Regions from separate parts of the Homo sapiens genome. Here region 1 is linked to region 2. Evidence: read pairs that join two places in POLR2A ChIA-PET (ENCODE). Cell type or tissue: K562. All regions are shown on one strand. Links, peaks and the distances in the headings refer to the core of each region. The heading gives the core; the rest is flanking DNA.

The links. ChIA-PET counts read pairs that join two places held together with the same protein. Peaks named below come from ENCODE experiments on the same cell type or tissue, not always from the same donor. Only the 100,000 strongest peaks of a DNase experiment are listed, where the experiment ranks them.
Region 1: POLR2A ChIA-PET joins it to region 2 with 5 read pairs; 6 of 35 experiments call an interaction of 5 or more read pairs at or near these places.

The regions. Positions count from the first base shown.
Region 1 is chr12:68,667,194-68,682,673 of GRCh38, reverse strand. RAP1B (RAP1B, member of RAS oncogene family) reads right to left here. Exons shown (of 8, transcript NM_001010942.3): 8 at 10,773-15,480. It overlaps LOC100507250 (a long non-coding RNA gene), which reads left to right. Exons shown (of 3, transcript NR_038930.1): 3 at 6,853-8,303. Among named protein-coding and RNA genes, the nearest start is that of NUP107, 12 kb to the left of the region's middle. RefSeq lists a silencer at 2,141-2,254. In K562, for the core only: no CTCF peak of the experiment used is centred there; a DNase peak (open chromatin) is centred at 6,993; H3K4me3 peaks cover 662 bases.
Region 2 is chr12:68,376,975-68,392,454 of GRCh38, reverse strand. No RefSeq gene overlaps it. Among named protein-coding and RNA genes, the nearest start is that of MDM1, 52 kb to the right of the region's middle. In K562, for the core only: no CTCF peak of the experiment used is centred there; DNase peaks (open chromatin) are centred at 8,154 and 10,774.

The sequences.
Region 1 (15,480 bases), core at 2,850-10,849, 290 kb before region 2:
CTCCCTACTTTTTATTTTGAAAATTTTCAAACCTACAGAAAAGCTTATATAAGAATAGTACAGTAAGGCCGGCTGCAGTGGCTCACACCTGTAATCCCAGCAGTTTGGAAGGCCAAGGTGGGCGGATCACCTGAGGTCAGGAGTTTGAGACCAGCCTGGCCAACATGGTGAAACCCCGCCTCTACTAAAAATACAAAAGAAAGTTAGCCAGGCATGGTGGTGAGTGCCTGTAATCCCAGCTACTTGGGAGGCTGAAGCAGGAAAATCACTTGAACCTGGGAGGCAGAGGTTGCAGTGAGCCAAGATCACGCCACTGCACTCCAGCCTGGGCAACAGAGCGAGACTTGGTCTAAAAAAAAAAAAAAAATAGTACAGTAGACCTCAACATACAATATTTCACCACAATTGCTGTCTTTTTGTTTTTTGGTTTTGGCTGAACCATGTGAAAGTTAGCTGTAGTTATGATACTTCACCCCTAAATTTTTCAGCATGTATCTTCTGTTAAATAAAATTGATGTGGGGAGCATTGCTTTGGACTGAGCTCATGCCAAATCCATGTAATCAAACTGTACTTTAAAACAGTGTCTGTAGTCTCAGCTACTCTGAAGGTTGAGATAGGAGGATTGCTTGAGCCCATCCAGCCTGGGCAACACAGTTAAGACACCGTCAGAGGTCGGGCGCGGTGGCTCACACCTGTAATCCCAGCACTTTGGGAGGCCGAGGCAGGCAAATCATGAAGTCAGGAGTTCGAGACCAGCCTGGCCAACATGGTGAAACCGCATCTCTACTAAAGATACAAAAAATTAGCCGTGCGTGGTGGCATGCACCTGTAATTCCAGCTACTTGGGAGGCTGAGGCAGGAGAATTGCTTGAACCTGGGAGGCGGAGGTTGCAGTAGGCTGAGATTGCACCATTGCACTCCAGCCTGGTCGACAGGGCAAGACTCCGTCTCAAAAAAAAAAAAAAAGAAAAGAAAAAGAAACACACACACACACACACACACACACACACACATAAGAATGGGCCAGTTTTCCAAAAAACAGGAGATTCACGGCAACTAATCAGAAGAGGCTCAGTCTACCTGAGCCACTAAGGTCTGTTTTGACCTCATGTGTGAAAGTAGCTTTGAAATGATCAACCTGTTTTTTCTTCCTTATTTCAGCTTTCTTCAGCCCATTTCTTTTCTTTTTTTTGAGACAGTCTCGCTCTATCACCCAGGCTGGAGTACAGTGGTGCGATCTTGGCTCACTGCAACCTCTGCCTCCTGGGTTCAAGCGATTCCCCTGCCTCAGCCTCCCGAGTAGCTGGGCTACAGGCACATGCCACCACACTCAGCTAATTTTTTATTTTTAGCAGAGACAGGGTTTCACCATGTTGGCCAGGCTGGTCTCAAACTCCTGACCTCATGATCCGCCCAGCTTGGCCTCCCGAAGTGCTGGGATTACAGGCATGAGCCACCATGCCCTGCCTCTTCAGCTCTTTTATGTCTATAAAGCACACCTCCTCTGCTCAGCTCTGTCTATTTTGTAGATGGGATGCTGCTTGATTCATGAATCTCTAGTAAAAGCCAATTAAATCTTTAAAATTTGATTTGTTGAAGCTTTTTTTATTTGACACTCCTAAAACAAGGACAAGACATTCTCCTACCTAGTCACAGCAAATCAAACACTCAGAACAATTAATAGTGACAGAATGCCACAACTAATGTATGCAAATTTCCCCCATTGTCCCAATAATGTCCTTTATAACTGCCCCTCTCCAGTATAGGATCGAATATTGGATTATGCATTTGTCATGTCTTTTTATTCTACTTTAACTTAGAATAGTACCCCAGACTTTTTTTTTCTTTTAGTCATTTGGATTTCTGATTGTTTCCTCATTATAACTTTTTTTTTTTTTTGAGACAAGGTCTTGCTTTGTCACCGAGGCTGAAGTGCAGTGGTGTGAACATGGCTCACTGCAGCTCAAGCGATCCTCTTGCTTCAGCCCCCTGAAGTAGCTGGGACTACAGGTGTGCACTACCATGCCTGGCTAATTTTTTTGTTTGTTTGTTTTTAAGTTAGGGTTTTGCCATGTCACCCAGGCAGGTCTTGAACTCCTGAGCTCAAGCGATCCACCTGTCTGCCTTGGCCTCCCAAAGTGCTGGGATTACAGGCGTGAGCCACTGCGCCCAGCCAATAAACACTTTAAAATACATTGAGGGGAAAGCAGAGTGCAGGAATACTACATAGATGTTACTAAGTATTTCTTAATCACATTGGATGGTATATGAGGTCTCTTTGTCTCAGTTTCAAAATCTGCTGAACTGTCCTTTCCCCAGACCCCCTCCAAAAGAAAGCATCCTTTCACCTGATGCCCCTTTCTAGCTGCTGTTTTTTCTCTCATTCCCTTCTCAACCAAACATCTGTTTTGCTAAATTGTAAATAGCCAGTAGTGGTTTTCTTACTATAAATCCAGTATAAGTATCTCTTACAAAAAGATAATAGACATAAACAAAAGGAAAAAATTAAAGAATCCTATGATTCCATTAACTATAGCTGACTACAATTCCACGAAATACCCTCATCAAGAATTACCCAGCTAAGTCCAGTTAACCCACAGAACAAAGAGAGTGAATAATATATTGATTTATGCCACTACATTTTGTGGTAGCTTTTTATGTAGCAACAGAAAACTGTAACAAATGGAATTATATTGTAAAACTGTTCTACAATCTGCTTATTCACTTAACATGAACATCTTTTCATTTCAAAATTATTTGTCTACATCATTCATAATTTACCAAAAGAATTTGAAAGAGTCATATTTCCTTTTTGTCTCCATTTACATTTACAAGGTGACCTAATGCTGTCTGACTTCAACCTTCACTGGTAAATGAAAACTAACTAAGGTGACCAATGATCTCTGCCAGGAAAAGTTTATTTTTCATTTCTCAACATCTCCAGAATATTTGACACCATTCACCACTCTCTTCCTTAGTACCCCCATGCCATTTGGTGTCATGATTTTGTTAGTGGGCTTCTCCTAGTCCACTCCGCCTTCTCTTGGCTAGTCTTCTCTATGAGCTCTATAAATCTGCCTTTACCTTAAACATCAATTAATCTTTTCCAGAGTTCAGACCCAAGCCCTGTCTTCCTCAGTTCTGCATTATTTTCAGGCTTCAAACTACTGACAGTTTCCTAATAGATTTCCAATCTATATTCTAGCCCATATCTCAATTTTATATTCCAGACTCATGCGTCTGGTGGCTTACTAGACACATTCACTTTGAAGATATAAGGTACCTGAAACTTAACATGTTCTAACTCTAAACATGAACTCAATAGACCTGCCCCTCCCTCACTCCTCACCAAAACAACAATACAACAACAACCCTGCTTCTCCTTGTATATTTTTTTTTTTTAGTCTTGGCAAGTGGCCATATCCAGTTAGCCAAAAATCTGGAATTTAATCTCAGTAGGACTAAAGTTCCACGAGGGCAGAGATATTTATCTTTGTTTGGTGCTGTATCTCTCTGTTTGTCAATTGAATTATTCTTCTCTCATCCCCTGCATCTACTTTGTCACCAAATCTCAAATATGTCTTCCCATTTCCATTGCTACCTTCTTCATTTCCAGTCCCAACTCATCATCTCTTCACTGTTCTAAGGTAGGTCCTCCAACCGAATTCCATTCTTTATACTGCTAAGAGGATGATCTTCTAAATATGCAAATCTGACTGTCACCTTTCAGTTTCTTCCCAGTCTCAATTTTAACTTTAAACTACTACACTCAGCCTTCAGGACGTGATTTACCTGTTATTATCTCTGCCTCAAATTCTGTATTCCAGCTATATTCAACTACAGCTCCCCAAACATTCTACAGTCATTTGGCATATTTTCTCTGCTCCTACTAAGTAGAAGCAGAAGAGGAATAAAGCAAGACCATGTCATAGACTGCTATGCAGTCATTAAAAGGGAGTTTAGAGAGCATTTGTAATAACTTGGAAATGTTTATGTTTTACTTTAAATGAGGGAAGCAGACTGCCATATTATATATATCAGTATGCTCAGAAACAATGTAAAATGTATAAAACAATACTGAACAAAAATTATACCAAAGTTCATAGTGCTCATCTTAGGTGAGACTTTGGCTATGCCTTGTTTTGTTTTGTTTTTTGAGAAAGGGTCTCGTTTTGTTGTCCATGCTGGAGTGTAGTGGCACAATCATGACTCACTGCAGCATTGACCTCCTGGGCTCAAGTGATCCTCCCACTTCAGTCCCCCAAATAGCTAGGACTACAGGTGTACACCACAATGCCTGGCTAATTAAAAAAAACAAAAAACCAAAAGCCTTTGTGTGTGTGTGTGTGTGTGTGTGTAGACAGAGTCTCACTATGTTGCCAAGGCTGGCTGGTCTCCTGGCTCAAGTGATCCTCCTGCCTCGGCCTCCCAAAGTGCTGGGATTGCAGGAGTGAGCCCCTGCACCCGGCCCACTATGCCTTGCTTTATTTAAAGCAATATATTTTCATAGCAAGATCCAATTGAAATTCAAATAAATATTTTAATAAGTTCATTAAGAATTCCAGTGAGTCAGATGTGTGTCTAGTGATTTAAGTTATAGCAGGTGCTTAAATACTTTTGCCATGTTCAAAAGATAGTGGAAAATCTTGAATACAGTTGTAGGATACACAGAAGCTTATATAAAACAAAATTAAGTATTTAGACTATTAACAGCTTGTTCAGATATAAGATGGTGTGATTTTTTTCATTTTAATATTTGGGGAATTTTCCTCTTTGAGCTCAAAACATTGCAAACATGCTATTATAACTTAGTAATATTCTTTTTATCTAAAGTAATAGAATTGGCTGGGCCTAGTGGCTCACACCTGTAATCCCAGCACTTTGGGAGGCCGAGGTGGGAAGATCACTTGAGCTCAGAAGTTTGAGACCAGCCTGGCCATCATGGTGAATCCCTATCTCTACTGAAAATATAAAAAATTAGGCGGGTGTGGTGGTGCATGCCTATAATCCCAGCTACTCAGGAGACTGAGGCAGGAGAATCGCTTGAACCTTGGAGGCGGAGGTTGCAGTGAACCGAGATCGCGCCACTGCACTCCAGCCTCGGCGACAGAGCGAGACCCTGTCTCAAAAACAAACAAAAACAAAACAAACAAACTCTCTCTCTCTCTATATATATATATATATATTCTTACTTAAAATCTATTACTAGTAAAACTTACATTTTGCAAATTGATATTAGCGCATGGTCGGCAATGTTTTAGTCTTTTTTTTTCCTCCCTGGATGTTGACCAGCTCTTTTAATTTACTTTAAAAAAATTGTGGTAATGTGTACATAAAATTTACCATTTTAACCATCTTTTAAGTTTGTAGTTCATTGACATTAAATACATTCACATTGTTGTGCAGGGCAATGTTTTATCTTTTAAAAAAAAACAAACTTGAAGGTCTTGTGCCTGAACAATCCCCTCCCCTCCCCTCCCCCTCCCCTGTTCTTTTTCTGAGATGGAATTTGCTCTTGTTGCCCAGGCTGGAGTGCAATGGTGCAATCTCAGCTCACTGCAACCTCCGCCTCCCAGGTTCAAGCGATTATCCTACCACAGTCTCCCAAGTAGCTGGGATTACAGGCATGCGCCACCATGCCTGGCTGATTTTGTATTTTTAGTAGAGACGGGGTTTCTCCATGTTGGTCAGGCTGGTCTTGAACTCCTGACCACAGGTGATCCTCCCACCTCGACCTCCCAAAGTGCTGGGATTATAGGCATAAGCCACCATGCCTGGCTGGGTTTCTTTCTTTTGCCTTCTTTTCTTTTCTTTTTTCTTTCTTCAATGTTTTATTCTTTTTTTAAAAAAAACAAACCAAACTTGAGGGCCTTGTGCCTGAACAATGCTCTTTTCTTTTCTTTTTCCTTGCTTCCTTCCTTCCTTCCTGTCTTTCCCTTCCAACCTTCCTTCCTTCCTTCCTTCCCTCCTTCCTTCCCTCTTTCCTTCTCCCCTTCTCTCCTTTCCCCTCCCCTGCCCTCCCCTCCCCTCCCCTTCCTCAGGATCTCACTGTGTCACTCAGGCTGGAGTGCAGTGTCGCAAACATGGCTCACTGTAGCCTCGACTCCTCCTGGGCTCAAACGATCCTCCCACCTCAACCTCCCAAGTAGCTGGGACTACAGGTGCACACCACTATGCCCAGCTAATTTTTGTATTTTTTTGTAGACACTGGGTTTCACTTTGTTGCCCAGGCTGGTCTCGAAATCCTGAGCTCGTCTCAAATTCCTGAGCTCAAGCAAGCTGCCTGCCTTAGCCTCCCAAAGTGCTGGGATTACAGGCATGAATGAGTCACCGTGCCCCGCCCAATGTTTTATTCTTTCTTTTTTTTTTTTTTTTTGAGACGGAGTTTTGCTCTTGTTGCTCAGGCTGGAGTGCAGTGGCGCGATCTCGGCTCACTGCAACCTCTGTCTCTCAGGTTGAAGCAATTCTCCTGCCTCAGCCTCCTAAGTACCTGGGATTACAGGCATGCGCCACCACACCCGGCTAGTTTTTTTTTTTTTTTTTTTTTTAGTAGAGATGGGGTTTCGCCATGTTGGCCAGGTTGGTCTTGAACTCCTGACTTCAGGTAATCCACCCGCCTCGGCCTCCCAAAGTGCTGGGATTACAAGCATGAGCCACCGCACCCAGCGCCAATGTTTTATTCTTAAATAAATGTATTTGCTTTAAAAATTTTATATATATATATAAATATATATAATATATATATATATGGTAACTGATTATCCGTTCAAATTTTTAATTATTTGTTACATTGTTTTCAAAAAGTTATTTATTCAGATAATGATGTCTGTTTGCTTTCTCTGTATTTTCAGGCCCACCCCGCCTCACTCCCACCCTCTTCTACTTAATTCAGGATGTGAATAGCACATGCCTTCCATCTTCAGACAAACACTGAGGCCTGGACAATGACCTGCATTAGGTAGATAGAATCTACTGAAAGCTAAAAGCCTTTTCCTGTGTCTTAGCAGCACGGAAGCCACGCCTCCTTCCCCCCAATGTTTGTGCAAACCCTAGAGAAGAGGAGACAGCCCCTATGATGTGTGAGGTTGAATTTCCTGCCCTCAACCCATCAAATCAGGCAGAATGAGGGCTCAGTCAGAACTACAACTACAAAAGAGAAAAATTTTAATGTGACTTTTCTTGTCTGCTCAGATTTTTGGGTTAAGGTTCATGCCAGCTACATTCTTTGCATAATAAAATATAAATAGAGTATAAATTGTTCTAGTTAGAGAAAACAGCAAAACAGTGCTCTCCCAAGGGCCCTAATAAATCACTTTACAGAAACGTGGATGTGTGTTGGATTTACAGGATTTCTATGCCAAGCAGAGAAGTACGTGAAAACAGGAAAGCAAAATGCATAAGTTGCAATAATAGTTTTGTGGTTTAGCTGAATAATGTCCTATATCAACAGAGGATAATGATTTTAGTTTTTCAGTTGCCCCAAGATCATTTCCATTACTGATGAGGCTTGAAATGTCTGTGAAGAAGAGTCATTGCAATTGATTTATTTGTCTGGCAAACTTTTTGTCAGCAAATTCACCACTACCTCAAAAATCTCACTAGCTACTCTATGCTTAAGACATTGGAAGCATAAGCCACAATGAAAACTAACTCTTAGCATTAGAATTCTAAGAAGCAGTAATGTATTTATGATTTTATGTTAAAAATCTCCCAGATGTCAGCATTTAAATCACAATTCAGTAATATAAGTAATTTGAAATTAGAAAGTTTTATACTTCACCATTCTATTTTCCTCTTCAAATTGAACACAGTTTGAAAGAATTAAGAAAAGAAGCTATAAAAAATAAATTGTTCAAGGATTCTTCCTGTTTCTAAACACCACAAGATTATGATGATAGAGACATCATTTGAAGTGGTAGAGAGTACTGTGAAATATCTATATGTGAATGTAATGAAAATGAAAAAATAATCTGATGAATTTTTAAAATTAATCTTGTTAGAGTCATTTTTGAGAAATTGTATGCAAGTGTATTGATTGAAAATGACCTTCTCATTCAAGAAAAATTTATTGAGCACTTACCAAGTGTCAACAGGTGAATGTGAATAAAATAGATATGGTCCCTGCCTTCTTGGAGTTGAATAAAATAGCAAACACTTATTGAATATTTATTATATGTTGTGCATTATAATATTAACCAATGTTTATTGAGTTGTTATTATATGCCAACTATGCCAATCCTGTCCTAAGCAATTTATGTATGTTAACTAATTTAATCCTCACAATAAATCTATGAGGTAGGTACTATTATTTCTGTCATAAAATTACAAAGGCATAGAGAGATAATTTGTCTAAGGTTCCATAGAGTAAGTAGGGGACCCAGAATTCAATTCAAGGAGTCTTTTTGTTCTGCATGACATCTCAACTGCTATATAAATATTATTTAGTTCCCAGGGCAAATTTTTCAGGATAATATTCTTATTCTCTCAATTTTACAGAAGAGAAAACTGCAGTGTAAAGAGGTGAAATAACTCACCAAAAGTTAACTGACAATGATCCTACCCACTACATCACACTGCTTAACTGGGAAGACACGCAATTTAACAAGTACCAACCAGGCTCCACATTTAAACTCTGACCCCGTTTGACCTTAAAGTAATGCATTTTTCTTCAAAGCAGACACTTCGCCACCCCAAAAAAAACCATATCTGAAAAGACATAATGTACTTAATCAATGGCTTCCTGCTATAATCACCACAACCACATCCTTTCCTAGAATCGTATCTGTCTTATTGAATCCTTCCATTAGCTTTTCTCCTATACATGAAGTTCAAATAGCACACCTGAGTTTTTGAGGGCATACACAACTTACACATTCCAGGCTCAAATATTTTTTTCCTCCCCTGACTCATGAACTTTTTGAAATTTAACAGTTTCTTCTATCTTTTATGCTACCTGGTCTATCTGAACCAAACATATATATTTTGCAGTTTCCTCCTAAAATACATTCAAAGCACTGTTTTGCTTCGCATTGCTGATATTTAACTCCTTTGCAATATCACTGCTACTTATACACAAACAAAAATCTGGTGTTTTTTAAGAGGAAGCCAAACTAAATAAATCATTTTAAAGATATATATATGGTTGGGTGTGGTGGCTCATGCCTGTAATACCAGCACTTTGGGAGGCTGAGGCGGGTGGATCTCCTGAGGTCAGAAGTTCGAAACAAACCTGGCCATCATGGTGAAACCCCGTGTCTACTAAAAAATACAAAAATTAGCCAGGCATGGCGGTGTGTGCCTGTAATCCCAGCTACTTGGGAGTCTGACGCAGGAAAATCACTTGAACCCGGGAGATGGAGGTTGCAGTGAGCCAAGATTGCACCATTGCACTCCAGCCTGGGAAACGAGAGCGAAACTCCATCTCAAATATATATATATAGGTTGAGCGCAGTGCTCACGCCTGTAATCCCAGCATTTTGGGAGACTAAGGTGGCGGATCATGAGGTCAGCAGTTCGAGACCAGCCTGGCCAACATGGTAAATTCCCGTCTCTACTAAAAATATAAAATTAGCCGGCATGGTGGCACGTGCCTGTAATCCCAGCTCCTCAGGAGGCTGAGGTAGGAGAATCGCTTGAACCTGGGAGGCGGAGGTTGCAGTGAGCTGAGATGGCGCCATTGCACTCCAGCCTGGGTGACAGAGCGAGACTCTATCTCAAAAAAAAAGAAAAATTATATATATATATATATATATATATATATATATATCTTTGTCTATAAGTGAATATCTTCTAATTAGAGGATCTATGATAATGTATCTTTAAGAAGATGCGTCATGCATCTATGATCCTATGAATCTGCTCTTTAAAAACAACAGAATATTCAAGGTGTCTTTAATTTTTTTTTTGAGACAGAGTCTTGCTCTATTGCCCAGGCTGGAGTACAGTGGCGTGATCATGGCTCACTGCAGCTTTGATCTCCTGGGCTCAGCCTCCTGGGTGGCTGGAACCACAGGCATGTGCCCCCGCATCCAGCTAATTTTTAAATTTTTTGTAGAGCTAGAGTCTCCCTATGTTGCCCAGGCTGGTCTTGAACTCCTGGGCTCAAGTGATCCTCTTGCCTCAGCCTCCCAAAGCACTGGGATTATAGGCATGAGCCACCACACCTAGCCAAGGTGTTATTTTAACAATGGAAAATGTAGTATATTTAGTTCATAAATCAAGAGCACAAACGGACTTAAAATATTTCAAGTATATTTTGAGCTACAAACATATTGGCATATAAGAGCAAACTATGCGGCTTTTATAAATGGAAGTGCATTGAAAAGCATAAAATGATGGAATACATATTGACAATGCAATATAATGTTAAGAAAAAGTTGCGTCTATCATGAACATTGCCCTTGAAACTTGTTTAGAAGCTGAATCTGCTGCAAAAAGGGCATTTGGGAAATCTGTGCTTCAGAATCCATCCTGCCTACCTATTTGCAACTTTAAATGATTGAGTTTAACTTTTAGGAAACCCAACATCCTAGAGAAGTCTTTCTGCTTCTTTGTCCTTCACAAGATCAACTGAAGTTCTCTAGCTGTGTAAAAAGGCTGAATTTCAGGTAATGAAAGAAAGTTAAACTGCTTTGGTTTTTTGAATTATTTTCTTGTTTAAATATAAGGTTTAAGTATAATGACAATTATTTTTAAATTTCTAAAATTAATTTTACTCAAAGATAGCATAACAATGTTAAGGAAAAGGAAATAATAATACAGTCATCCATGATACTGTTGCCAGCACCATAATTTTTATTAATGCATATTATCCTCCCATGTATTTTACATTCATATTTTACATATAATGATGACATTCATATAGCTTTTTTTTTTATATTCCAGAAAATGTTATTTACTTGTTACTGACAATGTCTCTTCTAGACGAGTCATCCTGTTTTTTCTCCCGCTGTTGTACTTTTGCTTTTCTTTTTCCACCTACTCAGATCCTTCACTTCCTCACCCCTACTCCTATATCACCATGTCAGGTAATGCATATTAACAACTTGGTAAATATCCTTCAGTTGCTTTCTTCATCTCCTTTCCCAGGTGCCCACATGCATCCCTCACATACATCCTTCTCGGTATTCTGTTTTGTTCACTTTGCACGGGAATCCTTCTAAGTCAACCTTTAAACATCAAACTCATTTTTAAATGAATGCATAATGTTCTATATTATGCATGAATCATAATTTATTCAACTATTCTATTGATGGGCATGCACTCTGTTTTTCCTTCTAGAGTGTGGCAATAAATAATCTTGTGCATTTCCTTTCATTTCCTTGGTGTAGATATCAGTAGTAGAATTGAGGTCAAATATGCATATTTAATTTGAACAGATATCAGCTCTACAATGCACATTTCCATCAGCAATAAATGATTCATTTCTTGCCCTTTACCTCTCTTCTGGGACTGTAGTGTTCTCTGAAGTTTTCGTCCATGTGTTGGGCTCGTTGGTACTTTGATTCGTATTTCTCTGGCTACAGTTAGAGCATCTTTTTATGTTGATGGGCCATTTGGATTTGTTCTTATCTAAACTGCCTAGTTATATATCTTTCAACCATTTATCTTTTGAATAGTTTACCTTTTTTTTTTTTTTTTTTTTTAAACGGAGTATCACTCTTGTTGCCCAGGCTGGAGTGCAATGGCACCATCTTGGCTCACTGCAACTTTCGCCTCCTAGGTTCAAGCAATTCTCCTGCCTCAGCCTCCTGAGTAGCTAGGATTACAGGCATGCACCACCACACCCAGCTAATTTTGTATTTTTAGTAGAGATGGGGTTTCTCCACGTTGGCCAGGCTAGTCTCAAACTCCTGACCTCAGGTGATCCACCCGCCTCGGCCTCCCAAAGTGTTGGGATTACAGGCATGATCCACCGTGCCTGGCCGTGAATAGTTTAATCTTTTATCTGTGCTATACTTTCCCAAATTTGACTTTGCAATATATTTTGCCAAATTTTAAATTTATATATACAGTCTGTGACTTACAGTTTTACTTATAATTTTTCAGCTTTGTGATGGATTTATCAGGGTATTAAATGCATTTTCGACTTACATTTTTGACTTCTGATGGGCTTATTGGGACATAACCCCATTGTAAGCTGAGAAGCATCTGTGTGTACACACACACACACTTATTATTTACTTGAAATATATATCTTAAATATAGCTTCATTTTTAAAAATTAGCTAAGAAGGTCTACCCTATCTCTAGATTTCTAGTCTCTTAGATTTTCTTCTAAGACTTCTACTGTTTTACTTTATAGCTTGAAAACATTTTAATATATCTGGAAAGTGCTTTTTGCATGATATAGGGGTTGAACTTTTATTGTCTTTAGACAGATAGTTAGTTGTGCTAGCATTTTACTGATACTATTTTCTATTGAAATATATTTTTGTCGGCCGGGCACAGTGGCTCACACCTGTAATCCCAGTACTTTGGGAGGCTGAGGCGGGCAGATGACCTGAGGTTGGGAGTTCGCAACTAGCCTGACCAACATGGAGAAACCCCATCTCTACTAAAATACAAAATTAGCCCAGGCGTGGTGGCACATGCCTGTAATCCCAGCTACTCGGGAGGCTGAGGCAGGAGAATCACTTGAACCTGGGAGGCGGAGGTTGTGGTGAACCAAGATCGTGCCATTATACTCCAGTCTGGGCAACAAGAGGGAAACTGTCTCAAAAAAAAAAAAAAAAAAAAGAAAGAAAAAGAAATATATTTTTGTCACGTATAAACGTCATATACTGGAATCTAGTTCTGGACTCAGTTCTACTCTACTCTTTCACTTGAACTTTAAGATCATTTTGCTTAATTTCTTTTCTTTTTTCTTTTTCTTGAGATAGAGATTTGCTCTGTCACCCAGGCTGGAGTGCAGTGGTACAATCTCAGCTACTGCACCCTCTGCCTCCTGGGTTCAAGCGATTCTCCTGCCTCAGCCTCCAGAGTAGCTGGGATTACAGGCACCTGCCACCATGCCTGGCTAATTTTTGTATTTTTAGTAGAGACGGGGTTTCACCATGTTAGCCAGGATGGTCTCCATCTCCTGACCTCGTGATCCGCCCCCCTCGGCCTCCGAAAGTGCTGGGATTACAGGTGTGAGCCACCGTGCCCGGCCCATTTTGCTTAATTTCAATTTCAAAACCTCACCCAAGTCTGGCACGGTGGCTCATGCCTATAATCCACTTTGGGAGGCCAAGGTGTGACACTTGCTTGAGCCCAGGAGTTCAAGACCAACATCCAGTCTATTAAAAAATCAAAAACAAAAACAAAGCCTCAGCCAGTTGAAATTTAAATTGTAATCATTATACATTAACATGCTAATTTGGGGGAATTGATATTTTTATGATATTATCTTCCCAGTGTATTTGTTCAGATCTTGATTTATGTCCTTCAATAAGAGTTTATAATAGTTCTTTCTTAGCCTTATACCTTAAGGCATTTAGTTTTTATCTGTCGTGTTTACTATATCAACTTGTAGGTATTTTTTATAAATATAAAGAAAAGCTATTGATTTTTGGCATGCTTATCTTATATCCAGCCAAGTTCCTGAATACTTCTAATAGATTTTTTTGAGCTTTCAAGGTATTCACTTATAATACAAGCAAAAGTAATTTTATTTTCCAGTGTCTATATTTAACATTTCATTCTTTTGATATAATGCATTCATTAGCTCTATTAGGAGACTCAGCCCCTATTTCATAGCATTGCTGAGGGTTGAACAACACATGTAAAGTGCTTAGAGCAATGGTGGCACATCTTAGGGTGTCCAAGAAATAACTAGTATTATTTCCCAACTATCAGAGCTTATCAGATCTTTAATCTAGAAATGTCACTTTCAAGCAGTATCAAGCCAAATAACTGAATAAGTAAGCTATCATTTGCTGGTTTTTCTTATTCTTTCATCATTCCTCATTTTAAATGAATTTGAGGCGCCTACCTGACAGCTTTCTTAAACTTCTATTTGTGATTCATAGGACGGCAGAAAAGAAGAGCCAAGAAAGTCTGTGCAGGGATGATTTCAGATTGTTAACGTTATTTCTCTTTGGAAAAGAAGTTAATGTCAAACTAGATTTAAGTTTAGACATTAAATCTGTTTTGGTTTAACTCATGAAGAGTTTATTTTGTGCAGGTCAGGGAGACCTGGTCACAAAAAATCTTTTGCTTACTAGAATTTGTAACTTTTCTTTTTCAAAGTGAGATAAAGCAGTCGAGCCAATTGTGACAAATTTCACTTGCTCCTCTGAGTGAGTTTTAGTAGTAACTGGGCTAAGAAAAAAACCCCTTCCTTATTATAATAGTCTTAGGGAGATCAACACTGTGCAACTGGCTCCTCTGATACAGTATGGAGGTAGGTAGTGGCACTGTAAAATGTCTTAACTTGCCAGGGCTAACCTGGTTGGCATTCTGTATCCATCCTGTTTGGATGACATACTGAGACCTATCCTCTTTACTCTCCCTTGAACAAAAGCCTTGACGGGGGGCCTAGGGCAACCAAGTCATTAATTCTGCATATGTCATTAACTACATCCTGCCAAGGAGAGAATGCCCTGACCATGAGAATATCCTGTACTGGTTCAGAGTGGAAGGATGGGGGAGGGGTAGTGGATGCCACTTCTTTCTTTGGTGACATCCTCTGTGAAAGCATTGGTGGAATAAAATTAGTGGTATGATAGTGGCCAATGATGTCCTCTTATTTCTGAAAAATTAAGAGCTAGCTGTTAGCTGTTTGCTAAATAGTAATTACCAGATAGTTCAGCTTCTGCAAAGAGCCCAAGATGTATTTCAGGAAGTATTATTGCTTTTTATTCTAACAAAATAGACTTATAAATCTCCCGTTGAAATCCTGTATGATCCAAGGCATGAAGTCATGCTTTACTAAAGTTGGAAAATGCAAAGGAATGAGTAAGTGAAGTGAGAACTTTTTCCACAACAGCTCTTATAGAGAATGACTGAATTGACTTCTGGGAACTGTAAGTTTGTATCTTAAACATGTAAAGCACACAAATGGTTACAATTTCCTTATACCATTACTTGAAATAATAAATGGATAAAAAGGCTATCTGGAGAAGCCCAAATTCATTTTTGAGAAGTGATTACAGAGACAAGAAACCCAACCCTAACGCTGAATGTACTAACACATATAAAAACCCCAAAACCCACTGGGTTGAATTAATCTCTAACTTCCTCAAATGTTCAGTGTACTTCATTCCAACCAGATGAGTTTTTATCATTTAATTCTGGGCCTGTCCATTCCTTCCATTTCTTTTTTTCATGTACCTCTAGATATTACACTCCTCCCATTTCTTAAAAAACAAAAACAAAATAACCAAGCAGTAAATAAAACATTGAATTCAGTGCAGAAGCAAAATCTTATAAACACCACCATTTGGTCTCAGAAACACTAATTTTCTCTCATATGAATCACATATGTCTGATTAAAGG
Region 2 (15,480 bases), core at 4,693-12,692:
TGGCTCTATTGCTTACTGGCTCTTTGGCCAAATTGTGTAACCTCTTCAAACCTCAGTTTTCTCATCTGAAAAGAAGAAGACAATACCTACCTGCTATGGTCTGAATATTTATGTCCTCCCCAGATTCACATGTTGAAATCTTCACTTCCAAGGTGACCGTATTGGGGGTGAGGCCTTTAGGAGATGATTAGGTCATGAATGTGGAGCTCTCATGAATGGGAATAGTGCCTTTGTAAAGAAAAGGCCTGAGAGATACCCTTTAATCTTTCTGTCATGTGAAGTTAGAGTGAGAAGATAGCTGTCTATGAGGAAGTGGGCCTTTATCAGACACTGCCTCTGCCAGCACCTTGATCTCGGACTCCCAGCCTGCAGCACTGTCAGTAATAAGTTTCTGTTATTCATAAGTCACCTAGCCTTGGTATTTTGTTATCATAACCTGAACAGACTAAGATACTACCTTATAGCGCTGTGGTAAAAATGAAAATATGTAAGATGTGTGGCAGTAGTTGCCTGGTTCCATATTCTGCTTCTACGTGGCCATCATTTAAGTACCACCTGCATGCTCAGCCCCAGCTCAGGCTCCAGGATCTGTCCTTCCTACACAGGGGAAGCTTTAAAGACCTCTTGTTTATGCTGAGGGGGATTCAGCATCAACCATGGTTCCTCCCAGTCCTGATGGCTCAGATGTAGTAAGTGAGCCTTTACTCTGAATGCAGCATGGTAGAGTTAAGATGGACCCTGGGACCATGCTGCCCGTGTTTTAACCTTAGCTCTGTGTTACTAATGACTTGGGCAAGCTACTTTGCCTTTCTGTGACTCGAATTTCTCATCTGTAAAATGGAGAGGAGTAAGAGTAGCTATTTCAGAGGGTTGTTGTGAAGATACATTAAAAAATATAAATACATATAACAGCGTATGGCAAATATTTATTATTTTTATTTTTATAGAACTTACCTTACGTATATATGTATACATGAGTGACAAAATGCATGCTTATATCATTAATGCTTTTTAGGTCCCTGCATGGTTGCCTCGGGTCCTTCTTGGATCACTTGCCCGGTCTCTGAGGCTGCAGGCCTCATTGCAATCGTGCACTTGGGCAGGGCTCCTGCCCCTGAACTCCTCTCCTGAGGTGGAGCCTTGCAGTCTGCTGAGAACCTCCTTGATGCTGGCTCCCTTCCCGCATCTCTGAATATTGCTTCTCCAAAACAGTGCTCTGGAGTTTTATGTGGTTCCTTGGTGCAGACCACTTGCTACCCACATTCCCTGGAGCTTGTGTCTGCTCCCTCCTGCATCCTTCCCCATTGCTTGTGTTTCGGACCTGTTTGCTAGGTCCTGAGCTGATATATGTGTGTGTTTAGAAGTTACCACCTCAGCTTGACACAACCTTATCAAATAACTTTGTGAAACATTTTACACATAAAATGGTTATGAATCTCAGTACACCTCAGGTGGACAAGAGACATCACATTTCTCTACTTTTTGGGGGTAGTAGCTTTATTGATACAATTTAACTATTTATAAAATTCATTTTTTTTTTGGTATATTCACAGAGTTGTGCGATCAACACGATTATCAATTTTGGAATGTTTTCACCTGTCCCTGCAAATCCTCTATTCTTTAGTTGTCACCCTCTTTTCCCCTAGCCCTAGGCAACCACTAATCTATTTTCTGTCTATAGATTTGCCTATTCTGGATGTTTCCTATAAATGGAAACATACACTATGTGGTTTTTCGTGACTGACTTCTTTCATTTAGCATAATTTTTTTTTTTTTAAGACGGAGTCTCGCTCTGTCGCCCAGGCTGGAGTGCAGTGGCGTGATCTCGGCTCACTGCAACCTCTGCCTCCCAGGTTCACGCCATTCTCCTGCCTCAGCCTCCCGAGTAGCTGGGACTACAGGCACCCGCCACCACCCCAGCTAATTTTTTGTATTTTTAGTAGAGATGGGGTTTCACCGTGTTCGCCAGGATGGTCTCCATCTCCTGACCTCGTGATCCGCCAGCCTTGGCCTCCCAAAGTGCTGAGATTACAGGCATGAGCCACCACGCCCGGCCACATAATGTTTTTAAGGTTCATCCATGTTGTGGCATGACTTAAGTACTTCCTTCCTTTTTATTGCTGAATGGTATTTATTCTTCTCTACTTTTGGCTCAGTAAGTAATTATTATTTTCTGCCCCTGTTCCATAGGTCTGGTGAGAAATTCAACTTCAGTCATTCTTGTACTTCCCATCTGGGGCTGTGTCAAAATTCCAGGCTCTCAAGCAGAGCCGAGATCTCAGAGACCCAGGAGGGCATCAGACATATGACCACACAGGTTACTGCTGGGATGTCACTGTCTCTCCCTGTGTGGTCTTTAAGAGGCTCCCCTCTCCTGCCTTTGTGCTAGCCTCTGGAGTATGAGAACTGTTGTGGTTGGGAAACCTGGGCTAATGTTCCGCCTCTTGGTGCACCAATGGCCTGTCTCTCTGAGGTCTTGCTGTGTCCTTGGGGCCCTGCCAGGGAGTAAGGCAAAATACAGGGTACCTTAAACTCTGACTCCTCCTCTAAGCCAGAGAGACTTTCATTTTAGACAGGGGGTATTCTTCCCCCAGAACTATTTAAATTCTCTTTCGTGCCCTCAGGTTTTTTAAAACAAAAATCAAACATTCCAACCTTGAACTTTCCCCCAGGCAAAAGCAGCACAGATGTCAAAGAAGAAAAACAGAAGGGGAAAACATAAGTGAACTTAAAAAAGTTATCTTGTGTTAGAGTTCTTTCCTGGTTGTTCAAATCTCTGTACCAACATAAGCCCATAATGTGTTTGAGCATTTTATCCCACTACATCTTTTCGTATTTCCAGTCAAGTCACTGTGGCTCTTTGCTGTACCACCAGCCCACCTGCCACTGTTCCCTGACAGCTTTTTAACTCCTGCAAGCCACTAGTTGCTGTGATGGCAACACCACAACCTGGATGCTGTTGCTTAAATTTTTACTTTAATTGCACAATGGAACTCTCTCTCTCTTTTGTGGTGGAATGAAGATATTAAATATTTCATCTATGCTGTTAGAAATGTAGGATTTGCATTTCTGTTATATAATTCTATCATACATTTTTATTTCTATTACATACTTCTGTTATAACTATCTATTGTACTAGGTTTTGGTCTCAAGATTCCTTTATGCTCTTAATAATTGAGGATCTCAAAAATCTTTTGTTTATTTGGGTTATATCTGTGGATATTAACTATGCTATAAACATTTTTCTTTCTTTTTTTTTTTTTTGAGACAGAGTCTTGCTCTGTTACCCAGGCTGGAGTGCAGTGGCACAATCTCGGCTCACTGCAACCCCCGCCTTCTGGGTTCAAGTGATTCTCCTGCCTCAGTCTCCTGAGTAGCTGGGATTACAGGTGCCCGTCACCACACCTGGCTAATTTTTATATTTTTAGAAAAGACAGGGTTTCACCATGTTGGTCAGGCTGGTCTCAAACTCCTGACCTCATGATCTGCCCACCTTGGCCTCCCAAAGTGCTGGGATTACAGGCATGAGCCATCGCGCCCAACCAAACATGCTATAAACATTTTAAAAATAATTATTTATTCATTCATTTTAAAATAACAATAATAAACCCATTGCATGTAACGTAAATAACATATTTTTATAAATAATGTATTTATTTTTCCAAACAAGAGAAACTTAGTGAGTAGCATAGCATTATTTCATGTTTTTACATTTTTTGCCTTTTAATGTCTGACAGTAGAAGATGGCTAGATTCTTACATTGGCTTTTGCATTCGGTATAGTGTGATACGTTGTTTTCATTGAAGAATATTAAGAAAACCTGGCATCACAGAGTGATGTAGCTGGAAAACAGAGGACTATTTTAATAACCTTTTTGGATAATTGTATCTACTATCCTAAACCTCAACTAGAGGTAGTTTCTTAAAGGTTTATTGGGCAATAAATATTGCCATATATTTCCTTTGGGGTGACAGCCTCACTTTGTACATTTTCAAGAAAATGTTTAGCAAATACCTACATCTGAATATGTTGGTCTTTCAAGTGAAATGGTGTTTCATTAGAAGAGTGGTTAGTTCAACTTGCAACTCCAGGAATATTTTATGGTAGAGACAACCATGCTACTTCAGTATTCAGCAGAAGTGCTTTCTGTGTACTTGATAGTTTGTCACACAGAATATTACAAAGACATGTACTGAAATGTTGAAATTCAATGAGGTTACTTGGCAACTTGTATCAAGGGTCTAATCCCTTATTATGTTACCATAACTTGGTTAAAGAATATATGTGGTAAGCAAAAATACTTACCTGTGATAGAAGATAAGCAATAGGATTAAGTACATTTGGTGATTTCTGAATTAAATATGCTAGAAAAAGCTTTTATTTAAATCCAAAATTCTGTTCTGCTCTTGGAGATTTTAGACAAGAAAATTATGTTTCTAGGATCATACATGTTGGCAGATTTCCAAGCATCCAAGGCTGTGTGTTTTTTTTTTATTTTTTATTTATTTATTTTTTTAGAAAAATTAATCTATTTATTAAGAACAATATTTATCAAGGGCCTAATTTGTACTAATATTTTTCTAGATATGGGAATGGAGTGGTGAATAAGATATACACAGTCCCTGTACTCATGAAGCTTTTAATCTAGAAGGAGGAGAAAAAAAGTAACAAGTAAATAAGCAAGATAATTTTAGACAGATGAGCATATGAAGGAAACAACATAGGGTATTGAGATCATGAAACACAGGTGAAATGGGGTGGTCAGAGAAGGTCTCTCTAAGGAGGTGACATTGGAGCTGAAACCTGAATGATGAGGAGGAACCAGGTGGAAAAGCAACTGAAGCAGAGTGAACAGCAAGTACAGAGGCCCTGAGGTGAGACTACATTTGGTGGCTTTGAGGAATGAAATGAAAGTAGTATGGCTTGAGTGCAGTGAGCAAAAGAGAAAACGGTGCAAGATGAGATCAGACCACATATAACTTTGTAAGCCATAGTTAGTGTGTTAGTCTTTTTGGGCTGCTATAACAAAAATAACATAGACCAGGTTATTTTAAAATAAATAACAAACATTTATTTTAAAAAATTTCTATTATTATTTTTTGAGACAGTCTCACTCTGTCACTCAGGCTAGAGTGCAGCACTGTGAACACAGCTCATTGCAGCCTCTTCTTTTTGGCTCAAGCAATCCTCCTGCCTCAGCCTCTTGTAAGGCTGGAACCACAGGCTCATGCTACCATGCCTGGCTAAGTTTTTGACTTTTGGAGAGACAGAGTCTCACTTTGTTGCCCAGGCTTGTCTTGAACTCCTGGACCCAAGTGATCCTACTGCCTTGGCCTCTGAAAAATTTGGGATTACAGGCATGAGCCACTTCATCCAGCAAAAAATTTATTTCTCATAGTTCTAGAGCCTGGGAAGTCCAAGAGCAAGGTGGCAGATGATTTGGTTCCTGATGAGGACTTTCTTCGTGATTTGAAGACAGATGACTTCTTTTTCCCATACCTTCACATGGTGGAGAGAGAAAGAGAGAGGAAGCAAGCACTCTTATGTCTCTTCTTATAAAGGCATTAATCCCATCATGAAGGCTAGACTCTCATGATACCCTCATGACCTATTTACCTCCCAGAGTCCCCAATTTCACATGCCATCACAATGGAGTTTTGACATATAATTTTGGGGGGACACATTCAGCCCATTGCAGCTAGGCACTTGGATTTTATTATGAGTAAAATAGGAAGCAATCGGAAGTTTTTAAAATTGAGAGTGACGTGACCTAATAGGTGTTTTTGAATGATTGCTCTGAATGCTATGTGGAGGATGATTGCAGGGGGTCAAGACTGCAGCAGAGTGGGCAGCTGAGAGGCTATGATGATAGGTTGGATGGCTAGGTGGTGGAAGAAGAGAGAAGATGGGTTTGAAGATATAGTTTAGAGGTAAAGACAGAGAGGAGGCATCAGGGACATACCCAAATTTATATTTTCTTAAGCTACCAAATGAATGGTGATGGTAGAAACTGACATGTTTATGACTGGGAAAGAAATAGGTCTGTGAGATGGTTGGGGAGGTGGTCATCAGGTGCTCTTTGAAGATGAAAATCAAAATGTTTGTTTTGTATGTTATGTCATATGTGGTTGTGTTCAGCTGCAGAGGAACCAAAATCCTGACAAACCATATCTTAAGCAAACAAGCTCTTTGATTAATCAATTAATTTATTGTCCACACAAAAGTGTGTCAAAAATAGGCAGACCCAGCTGGTATGGTAGCTCACAAATGCCACTGAGATCGCAGGCACATTCTCTCTTCTCCTTGAGCATCCTTATCATGTCCTTCACTCTCACCTATGTAAGAGAGGGACTGAGCTTTAGGCATAGGGTCTGCATGTAAGACAGGAGAAGGGGAAAGCTGAAAGAAGTAGGGGTAGTGCCTATGTCAGGAAAGCAAAAGCTTTTTCAGAAATCTATACCCCAGACCTCCACTTTATGTACCAAAATTATATCATGTGTCCAATTCCAGCTGCAAGGGAGGCTGAGCTTTTTAGCTGGTCACAGTGGCTCACTGAACAAAATTGGAGGCATTTTTATAGGAAGTAAGAGGTGAAAGGATACTGTGAAGGTAGGCAACCAGTAATGCTACCAGGAACACATGAAGTTTAAGGTCTCTGGTAAGCATTCACATGGAAAAGTCAAGTAAGGTTGAAATTATAAGCCTCAAGTTGAAAGTTCAACTTTCAAAGTTGAAAGGAAGAGCAGAGATGATAACAGTTCAAAAGGAGAGCAGAGCTGATAACAGTTTGGAAATCATTAGCATGTAGATCATATGTAAAGCGAAGAGGGCGGATGAGATCAATTAGTGACAGAGTAGAGTTGAAAACTTGTCAATTTTGTATTTATTACTGTGACTTGCTTTAATTAATTTTATTAATTCAACAAGATTTTAATGTATACTTTCCATGTGTTTTAAACTGCTTTGAACCCTCAGGGCACAAAGATGAAGATGTATCTTTTGCTTTTAAGAAGCTGAGATAGAAAAAAAAGATAAAAATTAGTTTTGTTAAATGATTCACTACAATATATATTAAAAATTAACCTATTTAGGTATATTTGTGACATTTGGATAATGGTAGTAGCTCTACTGCAGATTCACTTTTTAAGTGAGAATTTAAGTAATTTATCTTGAGTAATGCAATATTCACCTGTCTACATATGTACATTTGCATATTTTAATTTGCGAATGCATTAAGAAAAGCCTGAGTGTTTTAATGATTAAATAATAACCTTATTATTAGTAAATTTGCTGCTAAAATGAACACAATGCATTATGGAATCTTAACCTAAAAATTTTGACTCCTAAGGAAGAGAAAGGAATTACTTGTCAGATGACCTGGTTTAGATTAGGACTGAAGAATGGTTTAGTGACGCATTGCTACCTATTATTTCACTTGGAAGACTCATGGATGTCTCATACTAAGTTTTTTACCTTACCCATCCCTCATTCCTTTCCGAACATCATGTTTTTCTGTATTACTTTTGAAGTAAGTGGCATTACTATTGTTTTCACTCAAGCCAGAACTCCAAGTATTATTCTAGACAGTTGTGTCTCCCTCACTCCACTGTTACCAGCAAAACCTACAGATTTTACCTCCTGAATATTTTTTTGAATCTGCTCTGTCTTCTCTGTCCCGGCTCACCATCATTTCACATCTTCTCTCCAAGCGTGCTCCTTTAAACTCCATCTCTGTAGCTAGAGCAATTTTATGAAGCTAAACTGCCCAATTCATTACTCTTGTTAAAATCTGGCAAAATATCTTTCAGCATTCTGTAAAAATGGTGTCCTGAAGTACAATCTATTTAAAAAATATTGAGCTAAATTGAGGCAAAGAGGTTCCTTTATTGTAAAACTTCTCAGAGCCTTCAACATGCTAACGCATGCACTGTGAATTACTAAAGGGGTGAAATTTAGGATGCTTCAAAAAGAAGTCACAGTGAAGCTATTATGTTGAGGAATACCAAGGAATTTTTCATGAAATGCCTCTGTGAACACTAGAAATTTCTATAAACTGTCTTAGGAAATTTGGTCTATAAGGAGGAAATTCAGTCACCTCAACATGACCTATGAGACCTCTTGTGACCTAGTCCTTATCTTCCTCATGAGCCTCATCTTCTATCCCTCCCCGTCTTGAATTTCTTGCTTGTAATAGCAAACCACATCCAGTTCCTGTACACAACATGCTCCTTTTTTTTTTTTTTTTTTTTGAGACGGAGTCTGACTCTGTCGCCCAGGCTGGAGTGCAACGGCGCGATCTCGGCTCACCACAACCTCCGCCTCCCAGGTTCAAACAATTCTCCTGCCTCAGCCTCCCGAGTAGCTGGGATTACAGGTGTGCGCCATCACTCCCGGCTAATTTTTGTATTTTTAGTGAGATGGGGTTTTACCATGTTGGCCAGGCTGGTCTCAAACTCCTGACCTCAAGTGATCCGCCCACCTTGGCCTCCCAAATTGCTGAGATTATAGGCATGAGCCACCACATCCGACCAAAATAACTCTCTTTATCCAGCTAACTCTACTCACCTTTTGACTCTCAGCTCAGAGACCTTCCTTGCATTCCACGTTGAGCTAAGTGCCTCTTTTCTGAAGTCCACTTACCATCTCACAAAAAATGGGCATAATCTGTTTATGTGTCTTTTCACCCTAGTTTACCTGGGGATAAAGACTGAGGCTATGCTGCGATGATGATGGTGGTGATTATAGCTCAGTTTATTGCACATACTAGATGCCAGGCAACTGTATACGAATTATCTTATTTGATAGTCACAAACTCCCATGAAGTAGGTGTTATTAGTATCCTTGTTTTGCAGGTAAAGCAGCTACGGCTTAGAAAGGCTGAGGAACTTGCCTGAGGCTATCCAGCTACTGAGAGATAAACTGGGGTGTGAATTCAGAGAGCTTGACTCCTGAGGCTCCACCTGTGCCTATAATTCCAGCATGACACCTGGTAATGGGCACTCAGTATATGCTTGTTGATCTAAACTCAGTGTGTGTGTGTGTGTCTGTGTGTGTCTGTGTGTGTGTGTGTGTGTGTGTGTGTGTGTGTGGTCTTCCTCTCACATCCAAAGCTACTAGCACTGAGGAAGTTGGGCATGGTGTAGGAAAGAGAAATCTTTGCTGTTAAATCTCATTTCCAGCATAACTGTCAATGGAGAGGTGGCATGGAAGGGACAACCAGTTCGTGTACCAAATTACTCTCAGCTTGCTTGTTGTCTTAGGCATATGTTCTGGGAGTGGCCAACACCTGTTTTACATCTGTGTTAGTCTTTGCGGAATAAAAAGCAAATTAGGGTTTAATGGGGACTATTAATCTTGTCACCTAATTGAGTAGATCTAATAAATCTTTTCATTCAAAACCCAATGGGAATTTCTAGTTGGAAATGAGTGTGGGGAATATTCAATCTCAAAAATATTTTCATACACAAAGATTATATATGAGTTTGTGAAAGATGTTGAATATTCAATGAAATTTAATGAGTATGAATTGAACACTTATCCTGGGCCTAGAACTGTTGGCAGTTGCTTTTGAGAGTTACAGAGTACATTTATGGTAATTACTGCACTTACGAATTTTGCTATGTGGTTTGGGAGTATCTGAAGTATCTTATAGTAGGTCTCTAAACTGGTAATAATAAAAAGTTCAAATATATTATTTTGTTACACTCCACGAGGATCAAACTTCATCATGACATGATTATAATTTGAAATATGAGTAAGAAATACGTAGGGTCATGATCTCTATAAGCCCATTCTTTGCTTCTTAATTAAATTTTGCAGCTGATAGAAACATTGAAAGCAGAGCATTAGCTTATAAATAATTCAGAAAATGGTTGGTAACTCCCATAGTATATGTTTTATGAGTTTTGTTTAAGAAGAGTCTATTTCGTGTTAGGTAAAGTTGGCCATTGTTTAGAATAAAGACCTGCATTACTTTCTATTCTAAATTAAACTGTTAATGGGAGTGCTTGCAAAGGCCTTGGTGCTTTTTTTTCTGTTTAATAGGAGCAACATCACTTTGGATCAATTATTTAATTTCCTTATGTCAGAGTTCTTTCAATTTAAAGGAAAATATTTCCTTTCCTCATTCCTTTTTCTCTGAGGATGAACCAGACATTGGAAGTTGTAGCCTGGGATTGTACTGGAGCTCTCACTGTGGTTGCATTCTTTCTTCACATTCAGCGTCCTCCTTAAAGCACACATTTTCACGTACATCTATTAAATTACCTGGGAGAGAGTTCTAGACACTATCAGTCAGTAAATCCAGTTGTCTCATTTTTCAGTTTTAGCTATTGTTGCGGTCATATGCCAAGGCTTGTATGAATGAAGGGTCTATAAAAATATCTGCTGTGGTGTGATTTTTTTTATCCTTGTATGAGACCATAGCATGAGACAGTAGACTGGCAAATTGGCAGGGCGAGGAGAGTGTTTGTGCTTACACGGGGCAATGAAAAGAGTTTTGATTCTTCTTTAGCTAAATGTTATAAAACTTTAAAGCTTACATTTGAATAATCGTTGCAGATGGGTTAGATAAAATCCATCAACTCACAATGTTTTTCCTGTTTCCATTCACTAGTGAGTAACAAGGTTAAAAGAAGGAATGTTCTATAAAATAAGATATAGAATTTGGGTTAGGTTTACAAGTGAAGAGTTCCTCTTTGCCCTGCCCCCAAATTATTTTTAGGCCCCAGGCCTCTGAAGCCAAGGTAATCTGCAGGGCAGCTTTCACATTTTATCACAAGTCAGTGGTCTCTCCTCTTCCTTGTCCCTCCTATCTTGCCGGCAAATGGCTCTGTGGGAAACCCATTCTGCTTCCTGTTTAAACTGTAGAAACAATTCATTTAATTCAATATCTAGCTTTTGATTCTATTTGCAAAAATACAGTTGTAAATAGTTCCATTCATTAGCCAATTTTTTTTTTGGTCTGTTAAGCATATTTGGGTCATTTTATAGTTAACCTTGGCTGAGGGAGAGAAGTTCTTTGAAGCTCTTACTTACTTACTTGTGAATTTTTGGGTCTGATATGGAGGCTTTGCAGGTCAGAAGCATGGCTTGACTGACCCAATGCCCATTTCTGGCTCTCTTCATCCTCGCTGACCTCTACAGTAGAGAAAGGAGAAGCTGAATATTCACTGCTCTAACCTCCCTTGAAGCAAGGGGTGGCCTTGTAACAGTTCTGGCCAATGTGGCATAAGCAGAATTCTGCTGAGGTGGGTTTTGGGAACGGCTTTTGATTTCCTAATAAAAGAGGCCAGAACTGCAGGCACTATTCTTTCCACCCCTCTTGGTCTTGAACATGGCTACAATGTCTGGATCTATAGCAGTCAGCTTGCAACTTTGAGACAATATGCCAATCTAAAAATGGTAGAGCAGAATTATAGATGAACAGATGAACCCTTGGTTTTTATTAGATCATGGAGCCCCATATTATACAGTACTGCTTCCCTTTAGACATCATACATGAAAAATAAATCCCTTTGTGGTAGGTTTAATACAAGGCCACAAATTCTTTGACACTCCTCCCAGCAAAGTCTAATTCACCCTCCCTTGAATATAGGCCAGCCTTACCCACTTGATTCTAACTAGTAGAATTCAGTAGATGTGACACTGCATGACTCTCCATGCTAGGTTCACAAGTGATGCGGTTTCTGCCTTTTTCTTCTCTCTGACATGTGCCTTGGGAGCTTTGAGCTGACATGTTAGAAGTCAGTCTACATTGAAGCTGCCATGCTGAAGAACTCATGTGGGAGAACACACAGAAATCGAGATGCCTGAGGAGCCCCAGCTGTACCAGCCTCTAGCTCTCTGAGTCTTCTCAGCAAGAACTGTCAAACATGAGAGTGAAGCAGCCTTCAGATGACTCTGGCCCCAGTCTTCAAGTGCCCTAGCTGGTGCCAAGTGGAGCAGACAAGCTGCCACCCACCAAGCCCTTCCCAAATTGCAGACTAGGAACAAAATAAATGTTATTTTAAGCCACTAAATTTTGGTTTGTTATATATTATAGCAATAGAAAACCAGAACCCCTTTTTTTAATGCCACTGTTAGTTGGATATTCTGTTACTTGCAGCCAAAAGCATCCTTATGTGAAATACTTAGTAGTAGAGAAGATTAAAAGAAATCACTAAAACGATCCTTTTGAGTTGCTATATGTGTTGATTATCCAATCTATTCCTCTCTTATTCTGTTTGTAGCAATCCATTTCACTGTAGCACTGATATCATAACTTCCCATTGAAGTCAGTGCTGCTTTAGTTGTATAAAGGTTTTATTTACAAAAGGGCTGGGCTAGTAGAAACATGGAAAAAGAGGGACTTCAATTCAGGGCCCCATACTGCTGTTTTCCTGCTCTTTTGGCATTTTGATTATAATAAAGACAATATTAGTAACTTCTTCACTAGGAGGTAAAGCTTGAGAGTTCCTAACTTTATAAAACTCTCATCAATGTTTGAAGCTGCTTTCTTAATGAAATGCTCCTAGCATTTGACAGCTTTATTTTTTTCATTGACATTTGCAGCTTTTAAAATAGATGAATATTTAATATCATGTTTAATAGGTCAGATTCTTTGAAGAAAATTTCCATTAATTAGTTCCCATTTTCTAAAGAATTGATGGTCACTCAGTATTGTTGGAATTCTTAAAAAGGTTTTAATCATAAATTTATTTTTAAGTCTGGCGTATGGAAACTAGCAAGGTTGTTCTAGGTTAATATACATATCCTTACATGGGAGCTACACTATAAATTAAAAATCTTTTATCCCAAAGTAACATAATACTATTTTTAGTGATGGAAATTCCTAAGCAGCTTTGCAATATTGTTTGGGCAGTCTTATTCTACTGCACTGAAACTTTAAACCTGAAAGAACAGAACTGCAACTCCTAAAAGCTAGTTGCACAAAAGCCAACTTCAATTTTGTGTCTTTGTTTACTCAATGTCCACATCCTTAAACTGTTGGCAAATTCGCAGCTGGGTGGAGCAGCAAAAATGTCATTGTGCTGATGATATGGGGAGGGATGGGTGTGGAGGCTAGATTGGGGCACCAGAGGAGTCCTTGCAAAGAAAAGTTACATAAGCGATATCATATGCAGAAGCAGCCTCTGGGTTGAAAAATAACTGCACAGGGAGTGTCAGCCTTTCTTGGATTTCACTCCCTTATTTACTATCCTTAAGGGTCAGACCTATATTCCTGGGTGGGCTGGAGAGTCTAAGTGCAGTGAGTTCCTAATAGCAACCCTGCACAATAGCTTAAAAAGCCTGGCAATGCTTTTTTGTTTTTAAAATTTTGTCTCAAGGCAGCAAGGTGCTGTATGCAAAAGCTGAATGAACATCTCAATGAGAAGCCAAAACAGGACAGATGTTTCATGCTGCGCCTCAAATCTGGTTGCTTCCAGCATGATTTCCAGGAAGCACAGAAAAACGGAGAAGACAACTGGTTTTCCTTGGCAGCTCCAAAGCAGATTAAAACAAGCACTAATTTCCCATCCTGTCCTTCTTTCGCCTATCCATCTTTTTTAGGAAACTAAATTATTAATTCATGAGACAATGCCTTGTATTCATGACACCTGATATTTTTATTTTTGTAACCTGTGAAAAATAAGTTGTCATTGTGTGTCTCTCCTGTGTCAGAGATTCCTTGGGGTCCCATGTCATAATTTACTTGGTACCAAGCCCCCATCTAGCACCTGAGGGAAATTATATATATGCAGTCATACAGACTGTGGGAATGGTGGGAGTAGGGATGAAATGTAACAAAACTGAGACAACTGCAAGTACATATGAGATCTGCCACCTGCCTAGGGTGACCCTGAACTCTGAGCACCCCAATATGTTAAGTATCACTTGAGATCTTCACATCATTAGGGAGAGGCAGGTATTTCTGTTCTTTGGCCATCGTGTGCTCCACATCTTACTTGATGGCATTCTTTGGATTAGGACCCTTAGTGTCAGTCCTAAGCTCCTCAGACACCTCTGTTAGCTAATGCCTTTCTGCAGGTTTCTCAGATGCCTGCAGCATTCTGCTTGCCCCCAGCTCATTAGCAGATAGAGCCTATAAATTCCTCTCTAATGCCACTGCCTCTTACTGAAGTCTTACACAGCTCCAGAAAACAGAAAACCTTCACCCATATAAACGATTGCTTTTAGAAGCATCACCTTCTCAAGCTGCAGCTAACTCCTTCCAGAGGCTTGAGTTGTCTCATTCACAGAGGCAGTCTTTCTCAAAGGATCGGAATTATGTAGCATGCTTGTTAAAATACAAATTCCCACTGAATCAGACTGTCTCAGGGTGGGATTGGGAGTTGGCATATGTAACAAGCTCCTTATGCAGGCAGCTACAGCTTCCATTTCAGGATAGAGAGCTAGTTAATTTCATCATTGTACACATCAAGTTTAGCATTTCCTCTTAGGGATGAGAATACTTGTCGCCCTCACAGCTTGGAGACATTAGGAAAAGTCTGTCAATTTCAACTACGTGGATACCACCCAACCCTTCAGCTTGCAGCAGCCTTAAGAAAATTGAGGCTTTGTGGGCAAAAATTGAGGCTAAAACCTGCACTGATCTTTCATCCTTGGCCTTGGCCAGACTTCCACGCTTACCTTTGAGGAGCCGCCTCCAAAGTCATCCACACTCTCCTCTACTCTCATGTTTTCATTGTTTTGCCTCCTAACCCCTGCCTTACCACACCTCATGTTCACCCCCATTTCCTCTACGCTCTGGACTTTTACCCCATGGTAGATTCCCTCAGCCTTCAGGCCTCAGCTGAAATCTGGGTCTCACTGGGATGCTCTTTCCCTCTTAGTCTTCCGACATGACGGTTGCCCTTTTTTCCACTTGCATTCTGAACCATAGAGCTGTGGGTGACAGATGAGGGATAGAGTTAGAAAGGGGTCGGCCAACTTTTCCCATAAATAACCAGATAGTAAATATCTTTGTGGGCCACACAGTCCATTATAACTACTCAAGTCTGCTGTTGTAGCACAAAAGAAACCATAGACAGTATGTGAATAAATGAACTTGTTTCAATAAAACTTCATTTATGGACATTGAAATGTGAATTTCATATAATTTCCACATGTTGCAAAATAGTATTCCTTTTCTGAAAAATTATCAACCATTGAAATGGTAAAAACCATTCTTAGCTTCAGGGCAATACAGAAACGGAGTGGGGGCCCGGGGGCAGCTAGAGTGGCCTGTGTGCTGTGGTCTGCTGATTCCTGACAGAAACCAGTGCTTCTCAGACTTCAATGTACTTACATGTCACTAAGGATCTTGCTAAAATGCAGACTCAGATTAAGTAAGTACATCTGGGACGGAACCTGAGATCCTGCATTTCTAACAAGCTCCCAAGTGGTAAGCGTGCCTGGTGAGCGCACCGCACTTTGAATAATAAGGCACTACAGTCAGTCATGTGTAGAAGCTTCTCCTTTATATAATAAAGGCATTAA